Regions from separate parts of the Homo sapiens genome. Here region 2 is linked to region 1. Evidence: read pairs that join two places in POLR2A ChIA-PET (ENCODE). Cell type or tissue: IMR-90. All regions are shown on one strand. Links, peaks and the distances in the headings refer to the core of each region. The heading gives the core; the rest is flanking DNA.

Region 1 (5,111 bases), core at 557-4,556:
TTCTTATTTTTGATATCTAACATGGTAAATATCAATAGACCAAACTCAAAACAGAGTATCTTTGAAGTCCTTAATTATTTTTAAGAGTCTAAACAGTTCCTAAGACCAAAATGTTTAAGAATTGCTTCTATAGATCACATACTCTTAAACACCGATGATGGCCTAAATGAAATTCCAGTTAATTAAAGCCTTGAAAGTGATCATTTAAACCAGCTCTTCCCCGAAAGGCTGTCTTTCTGATGTGATTAAATCCCCCTGGCTCCTGCACCAGACAGTTTTTTTGTCAATCAAACCTCTCAAGTATGTGCTGTGGCTGGGAAGGCAGATATTATCTCAGTCATGTGAAGACATTATTGGCCCTGTCTTTTCCCCCAGTACCCTACTACAGTAAATGTTCAGTGCAGTCAACTTAACTTTCTTGAATTAAAACTATGACAAGTATTTATAAATTTGTACAGTTGATACTTTTTAAATGAAAACTTCAATGACAATTTGATGTGATTCTTTCCAAAATGGAAGCACCCTAATGTATCTTATATGTATTATAGTTTGACAAAGTATAGAATTAGGAATCTGGAGGGAATGCCTTCATTCTCCAGGTGTGGAAAATGATTCCCTAATAGCTTAAATGCTTTGCTCGAAATCACATGAGTTAGTGACAGAATTAAGGCAAGATCGCCAGTTTACTAATAACTGCAAGTCCGCAGCAAAATAATAGAATTTATAAATTTTTAAAAGTCTCTACTCCTGTCATTTGGAGAAAAATTTTCATTTTACATATATCTTCTTTATCTGTAGTTTTATTTATGAGAAAACTAGAAGAATAAATGGATTCATCTAGTTGAGACAAATGCAGACTTCATATGTCTAGAGCTATAGAAAAACAGGGCACTCAGACAGGTATATTTGTTGGGTACATGAGATGTTTATATCTGAAACTAAACAGTTTCAGAAAAAAAAGCAATACAAGCAAGGTATCTGGGACCTTACATTATGGATTCCAATTCATTTCCTTTACTTTATTAATGCAGAAATGCCTCAGGTTCAATTATACCTTTAGATATCAGAACCTCATTTAGCTATTTGGGATGTACTCGTTCCTAAAGATATCACGTGTTCTTCTGCATCTAATCAGTCTGCTAAAAATGATATAAACATTTTAAATGTCTTGGGATCATTATTATTAATGCCCATTATTTTACTCGAATAGAGCAGAGGCATTAAATCCTATTGAGCATATGAGAGTTTTTTACACCTTCAGTGAGTGGCCCAATCTTCTGAGCCTTTTTGTTGTTGTTAAGATTTTCATGTGTTTTTAAATTTGGCTTTTACTCCCTAACTTTGGCATTTGTATTAACTTTGCCATTTTCCTTTATACAGGATACATGATTTTCTCCCCACTTCTAATTTTCTAAACCAAATAACGATGGTAAATAGAATTGTATAAAATTGATGAAATAGACTGAGGATAGGATCCATATACTTTCAGTAATGTCCAGAAGTTTTAGTGAACTTTATTTTTAACTGTATTTTGACCATTCAAAAGACTGTTGAGAGCTTACTTGTAAGTTCTTTAGGTAACTAATTCTTATTAGCATGTTAATTTCTCAGTTAAAAGTTGTATGTCCAGTATACGAGGTCAGGAGTTCGAGACCAGCCTGGCCAACATGGCAAAACCCCATCTCTACTAAAAATACAAAAATTAGCTGTGCGTGGTGGTGGGAGCCTGCCAGCTACTTGGGAGGCTGAGGCAGGAGTATTGCTTGAACCTGGGAGGCAGAGGTTACAGTGAGCAGAGATTGTGCCATTGCACTCCAGCCTGGGCAACAAGAGCAAGACTCCATTTCAAAAAAAAAAAAAAATCAACTAAAATTTAGGAAACCCAAATAGTTCTAGTTCTGCTCTCTTTTCTTAGTAATTCTTATTAAAAAGAGTATTTACATAGATGCTTTTAAATTTTACATGTGCTTTTATTAGGAGTTTTTTAAAAAGTATTTTTTCATATTCTGCACAAATGTTTATAAAAATAATCTGCCTGTAATTCAAAGACCTCTGTGCAATCTTTCATGATTTATCCAGCAAAAAGTAGACAGGCACATGTCCTGCTAGGCTCTGCTCTATCAGTGTTTGCCTGAAAGAGCTAGGATGTTTACATTCTTAGGAAAGAAAGAAAAGCAGAGAATACCATTCCATATTTGTACTTAGTTTTCTAGCATCATGATGGCTGCTTTATAACAGCTCATAGCAGTTATATTGCAGCATCGTTTCTGCCTGTGGAATCACTTTGGTATGAAGATTCTTAAGTATGCAGCCCCACAAATTAGGGCTCTCATTCCTGTCAAAGATAGTTATTACTCCAGGAACCTTTCCAAGGTTGCTACCATGAATACTTTTTACTTTTATGGTGACTTGGTCTCTGAGAGTAAAGACAATTATCCAAAAGAAAACGTTTTTGTCTGGATATATCTTGGTGACAAGAGGAAGAAAGGTCATGATCTTCAAACCAAAACCCAACATGAGAACAGGTTATGAGCTTGAATTGAGGTACTGAGTGTAGAATAACCAAAAATTGTAGTGTCTGTTTGAATTTACACCTGTCACCAGATTTGAATACACAGTTTTAACTTTATTTTCATTATTTAGACACATGATTTGTAGAACTGAATCCCAAGGACTGAGGTTGGTGTTTAGGATCTGGATAGCAAGCCCTCTGAAAATGGAATTATGAACTTATTTCCAAGATCTTAGCTACTATCATCTTGCTCTGCCTCCTCTGACCATTCCTCTGGTATTAGTTGAAGAATACAGACCTACCTAAGGCTTTGGTTTAAGATCCAGTTGGGGTAAGGGAATGCTTATTAAACCTTGTCTTACAGGTATGAGGCAGTTTTGAGAAATGCCTGAAGTGGAAAATTGAGGAAAGGCGGGAGCTTCCAAAAGAACTACTAGAACATGTAGTGTACATTTTCTGTCAAAAAAAAAAAAAATCTCTAAAACTTTAATTGTTGCCTGAGATCACAATCATCTCTCTCATCCTCTCTTAGTTATTGCCAGGTCCCTGAGACTTCATCATATGGATTGAGAATAGCCCCACATGTGATAGGCAAATGTATGCTAATTTTCTCTTTTTCATTGATTTCAATAGATTATAATAGTGGATTTAAGGAAGAGATTGTCTTGTTTCTATCACCCACTCTGACATTTTCCAACAGTACTTGTCAATGAATTATACATGAAAATGCAGCTCCTGAGACAAAATTTAGTTCTGACAGCAAGCTGGCATGATTGATAGGCCATATACACAACACAAAATAATTTATGTACTAGGTCGATGAGAAATCAAATCTGAGACCTGCTTTCTAGTCAGTCTTGGAAGACCTGGAAATGAAGAGAGAACAACACAAGAGAAAAACGAGGTTTTTTTAATTTTGCAAGGAATTATTTATTCATAAAACTAAATTAGCATAGCCGAAAGTCTTCTCAGATTTAGTCTATGAAATGTAAATAATGTCGTTAAATTTCCCCGAGAAGTCTTAACTTTCCAATTTCACTTGGTGTTGGTAAAACAAATCTTTCCTGGCATGGATCAAGAAATGGAAATCCTCACATGTGAGTGAGAATGAGCAATATTTGTCTTTTTGCACATGGCTTGTTTCACTTAAGATAATGCCCTCCACCTCCATCCATGTTGTTGCAAATGACAGGATTTCATTTTTTATGACTGAATAATATTCCACTGTGTATATGTACCGCTTTTTCTTTATCCACTCATCCACTGATGGACACTTGGGTTGATTCCATATCTTGGCTATTGTGAATAGTGCTGCAATAAACTTGGGAGTGCAGATATCCCTTCAATATACTGATTTCCTTTATATTGGATATATAACCAGCAATGGGATTGCTGGCTAGTTCTAGTTTTAATTTTCTGAGGAACCTCCATATGGTTCTCCATAGTGACTGGACTAATTTGCATTCCCACCAACAGGGTATGTGGGTTCCCCTTTCTCCACATCCTTGCCAGCATTCATTATTACCTCTCTTTTTGATAAAAGATAGAGAGTAGAATGATGGTTACCAGAGACTGGGAAGGGTAGTAGAGAGGAGAGGGGGATAAACTGGAGATGGTTGATGGGTACAAAAATACAATTAGAAGAAATAAGATCTGGTGTTTTGTGGCATGACTATAGTTAACAATAATTTATTGTATACTTCAGGATAACTAAAAGAGTGCAATTGAAATGTTCCTAGCACAAAGAAATGATAAATATTTGAGGTGATGAATACCCTAATTACACTGGTTTGATCATTAGCTTGTATCAAAATATCACACATACCCCATAAATATGTATAACTATTATGTATCCATAATAATTTTAAATAAAAAGTTTTTGAAGTTGGTAAGCTGCATGTTCTCACTTATAAGTGGGAGCTAAATGATAAGAACTATGAACACAAGGAAGGAAACAACAGATACAGGAGTTTACTTGATGGGGGAGGCTGGGAGGAGGGAGAAGAGCAGAAAAGATAACTTTTGGGTACTGGGCTTAATTCCTGGGTGATGCAGTAATGTGTACAACAACCCCCCGTGACACGTGTTTACCTCTGTAACAAACCTTCACATGTACCCCTAAACCTAAAATGAAAATTAGCAAACCAAAACAAAAAGGTGGTAAGCAATGAAACATAGTATTGCATTTGGTAACTACTGACATTACCAATATCTCTTAGTTATGTGATCTGATTAAATTGGGAGATACTGAAAAAGAATACAGGATAAGAACTCACTCAGGGTCTAATATATTATATGTAGAATGAGGTCTCTAAAGGAATGTTTTCAAAGGAAAGGAATTACATGATGTGCTCACGCAGGTATTTTGTGTCAAATCACAGTTTATGAAAGATAATTATACTCAATTTTGAACTTATAACACATTGAGTCATAATATTGTCTGTTTTAATTTTTAAAAATATTTTATATGTAACTCTGTGTGTGTAGAAAGCCAACACGTCTGAATTCACCAGTCCCTTCTTGAGCACCTCTTTGAGCTGTAGGTACATCATGGAACTTTACACACATTATTTCTAATCCTGATTAAACATCTAGACGA
Region 2 (4,533 bases), core at 534-4,533, 280 kb after region 1:
AATTTTCTGAGTGGCTTAATATAGAAAATTCTGAGAGAACAGGTTTGCCTTTTCACGTTGATAACTCTGCTTCTGGGAAGAGAGTGAACAGTAATGAACCATCTTCATTATGGTCTTCACACCTAAGAACTGTTGGGTTAAAGCCAGAAACTGCTCCTCTCATCCAGCAACAAAATATCATGGATCAATGTTACTTTGAGAACTCTCTATCCACAGAATGTATAATTCGGTCAGCCAGCAGATCTGATGGGTGTCAGATGCCAAAACTTTTTTGCCAGAATCTACCACCCCCTTTGCCACCAAAGAAATATGCTATAACCAGTGTGCCACAGTCAGAGAAAAGCGAATCTACACCTGATGTCAAACTTACAGAGGTGTTTAAAGCTACCTCTCATCTTCCGAAGCACAGTTTAAGTACAGCTTCAGAACCAAGTTTAGAAGTGAGTACACATATGAATGATGAAAGACATAAAGAAACATTTCAAGTGAGAGAATGTTTTGGCAACACACCAAACTGTCCATCCAGCTCCTCAACTAACGATTTTCAGGCAAACTCAGGTGCCATTGATGCATTTTGCCAACCAGAACTAGACTCTATTTCTACCTGTCCAAATGAGACAGTTTCATTAACTACCTATTTTTCAGTTGATAGCTGCATGACGGATACATATAGATTGAAATACCATCAGAGGCCCAAGCTCTCTTTTCCAGAGAGCAGTGGCTTTTGTAATAATTCACTATCTTAGAGTGAAAAAGGACTAGACCTGTGTTACATAATAATCTTGGTTCAAGCTGCCCTTCTGAACAAAGATATAAACCTAGCATACATTGTAATAGATAACTGGTAAAACTGACCAACTTTTACTTCTCAGAGGCCATTTAAATATAATAGGAACCTACTGACCAAACCTAGTGATACATAAAATTAAAGCCTGTGGCATTTTTAAAGTTGTTAATCACTATACATATGTATGTGTATATGTGTATACACATATATAATTTTATGATCAATATCTTAGATATTTTAGAAATTCCCTTTGAATAGTCTTGGCGTGCCGTGAAAAATAGAAAATCAGGGAGATATAATAATTCATTTGTCATATGCTACAGTTGAATAAAAATTAAATTTGTCCCCCTATTTTGTGGCCAGTAGACTGGGAAGTATTAAACTAACCAGTACTCATGTATGGAGATTATAAACTATGCTAATTGAAAAGTACCAGGTGATACATAGCCTGGTACTTTTTTGTCAAAGAATTGCTTTATGAAGAAGCACTTTCTAATGGGTAACCAGAAAAGGGCTTCACCCATTTGTTTTTGACTTCTATGATAGTCACTGCATATGATCCCTTTAAGTGTCTTTAAAAAAAATGACTTATGAATTTGATAGCATTTGGGGAAAAAAAGCCTTATATGATTAACAATTTGTAAGTTTTCAAGATCGGATGGAATTTAATTTTGCTCCTAGAATTTTTGTCTTCAGAATATCTAGTTAAGATAAATTAGGCCTTTGACTATTATAGGTATTCATAAATGCTACTTTAGCCATGTAAGTTAAAAAGTTAAAATACTTAAACTTTAGTGTATTTATTTATCTCGTTACTTTTTTTCTAATTTTATATGAAATGTGAAAGGTCTTTATTTTGGTTTGGTTTACTTTGGGCTGCTAACCACCAGTGTTAGGAATTAATGTAGGGCACCCTCTTATTGGGAATGTCACTGTAATTGCCTACATTTTCTTTGCTGTAATATTACCTGCTTATAGGTTGTCAACCCATTTTATCTGAATTTGAAAATCTATCTAGGTTTCCAGATTAAATTTCTACCTTTCATATAGAGAGTTTAATTTTAATAAAATGTTTAATTAGAGCATCCTTCCCTTTTATTCTACTTTGAACAAATAGTAATTTTACCCCAACTACTTTTCATGAAGAGTGCTTTGAAAATTAAAGGAATTTTTATTATTATGGTAACCTTATGAGTAAAAATAAGTTACTTTAATTGCTTTATTTCGTTAGTTGTCATTTTATTTTGTACTATGCTGGTAAACTAATTGTGGTTTAGAATAGTTTTATGTTCACTCCTGATAACTGAGAAACAGAACTAAAGTTTTCCTTACATTGCTAAATGGATAAACCTCATATTCAATAAACTAGTAAATGTAGCCACTTGACTGATTGCGTAAATCGTGTTAAAACATTCTAAAATGTTGTAACTAATTTAATGTGAATACTGTTAAACAGAAAATAATTGCTTATAAAAGTCTAACTTCACCCAGTTACCAAGTCTTGGCCAAATTTTATCTTCTGCCTATAGTTTTTACTAGCCTTTTTAAACTATAATAGTGAGTGATCATTACTTTATATTCTCGTAAGTTAGAAATACTTGAATGCCAAATTAATTTTGTTTTAAGAAAGCTTATTTTTAACATAATTTTTTAGTGTGGAGGGTTTGTAAATAATGTAAAGTTTGTAAACCTGTATTTAAAATACCAAAGTTTTTCTTCTTTTATAACATTGTAAGATACTAGAAAAATGGGCTTCAAGTTTTTTAATAGCTTTCACAGTTTGTGTAGTTTTTTTTTTCTATTTGGTTAAGATGTGAGTTGGAAATGTATTATTTGAAACATTTAAACTAATTTTTGTATTTAACAGCAGTCTCAGACATTTGTCTTTTCAACTCAGTTGAGTTGTAGATATCAAATAGAAATGTCCAGTTTTGCCTCTTTTAAGTACTGTCCAGTTGAAACCTCCTGACTCATGTACTACTACACAAACTAGAAAATGCCCATTTATTTTTGTTGATTCAACACTCCAGATACAGATTGATACATATATACTAATCATTTTATTTCATGTAAAAGTTTTACATCTAGGGTGCCTATTTATTTTTATAGATGCTTTCATCCAGTTATAAGCTTATTATAACTTTGTAAATATTTCAGCCAACAGTTGTAATGTTTAAAATACTTACCTTCAGAATGTTATATTTTCATGTGAAATCAATTTCTTCTAATTCAAAAAAATTTTAAGATAAACTGATTTTTAAGTTTATATGATTGGACTTCTCTTTGCATTCATGAACTGTGTGTCACCCTCCCACCAACGTGGATTATTTTGGGACATGTTAAGTCGCGGGTACTTGGAATTTCACTGATCATAAACGGTTATCACAGGAGATCCTAGGAGTTAAACTCCAGCAAGGTCTAAAGCACAGCTCCTTAGAAAAGGAGTTGGCAAACTTTCTATAAAGATAGAAAATAATTTAGGCTTTGTGGACCATAATATTTCTGTAATAACTACTCAACTCTGCCTTTGTAATGTGAAAGCAGCCATAAACAATATGTAAATGAATGAGCATGGCTGTTTTCCAGTAAAACTTTGTCAACATAGAAATCCAGATTGCATATAACTTTCATGTCATGAAAGTTTTTTTTTTCTCCATTTTAAAATGTAAAAAATATTCTTAGCTCACAGGCTGAAGTCTCCAAATGTACTCCCATGCCACTTACGGACTGAGTATTTGCAGCTCTTTACATCCTAAAACGTTCAGGTTAAGCTCCCTAAAAACTATCCCTTGCAACTGCTAACAAGCCAGTTCATTTCAAAAGGAACTACTAAAACAATCATTTCACTTTATATAAAATGGTGTGAAATTTACAAAAGAATTTATCAGAGTAAAGTCACATTTTCTTTTGATGTCTTTTTTGTTTTGTTATCTTAGCAAGTTTGCAACTTTTCTTGGCGTTCCATTTATCCACTTCTTAAAAGCCTTCAAACTGAGGGCAATGTAAGCAGTCACTATACTTGCTATGGCACAGTTTAATGGTAGGTACAATTTCTTACCTATAGGAAAGATTCAGCCTTCATACTGCCACCATTTTGAAAATGCCAATTACAGTCATGTCATATTACTAAGTCAGGGTTTGCCATAGAAAGAGAATCAACAGGATATATATAGAAATAAATTTATTATGAGGGATTGGCTCTTGTGATTATGGAGGCTGAGAAGTCCCACAATCTGCTTTCCGCAGACAGTAAGCCCAGGAAAGCCAATGGTGTAGTTCCAGTCCAAACCCAAAGGTCTGAGAACCAGGGGCCCTGGTCCATGTCTGAAAGCCAGAGAATCAGGAGAACCAATGTCCAAGGATAGAACATGGATGTCCCTGTTCAAGCAGAGAGAAGACAGAATTTGCCCTTCCTCTGCCTTTTTATTCCAGCTAGGCCCTCAAGGGGTTGGCCCACCCGCAGTGGAGTGGGTGGCTCTTTTTTATTCAGTCTACTGATTCAAATGCTAATCTCTTCTGGAAACACCCTCATGGACAAACCCAGAAATCTGGGCATCTCCTAGCATAATCAAGATGACATATAAAATTAACCTTCACACCAAGATCTCTCCATCTTCACCATACTAGAAATTTTCAGAATATTTGGTAATTGTGGTAGTAGGCTGATTTTAGGCTCAAAAAGGCAGTATGGATTATGATCGGAAGTCTGTGTGTGACCTAACAGTAAACTATGTGAGAACTGTTAA

The links. Peaks named below come from ENCODE experiments on the same cell type or tissue, not always from the same donor. Only the 100,000 strongest peaks of a DNase experiment are listed, where the experiment ranks them.
Region 2: POLR2A ChIA-PET joins it to region 1 with 5 read pairs; 5 of 35 experiments call an interaction of 5 or more read pairs at or near these places.

The regions. Positions count from the first base shown.
Region 1 is chr4:119,014,571-119,019,681 of GRCh38, forward strand. The region is part of intron 1 of SYNPO2 (synaptopodin 2); the gene reads left to right. Among named protein-coding and RNA genes, the nearest start is that of SYNPO2-AS1, 32 kb to the left of the region's middle. In IMR-90, for the core only: no CTCF peak of the experiment used is centred there; a DNase peak (open chromatin) is centred at 2,251; H3K27ac peaks cover 2,336 bases.
Region 2 is chr4:119,292,466-119,296,998 of GRCh38, forward strand. USP53 (ubiquitin specific peptidase 53) reads left to right here. Exons shown (of 19, transcript NM_001371395.1): 19 at 1-3,053. The coding sequence ends at 746. ARLN (allregulin) reads right to left here. Exons shown (of 2, transcript NM_001001701.4): 2 at 3,954-4,533. Among named protein-coding and RNA genes, the nearest start is that of ARLN, 5.9 kb to the right of the region's middle. In IMR-90, for the core only: no CTCF peak of the experiment used is centred there; no DNase peak of the experiment used is centred there.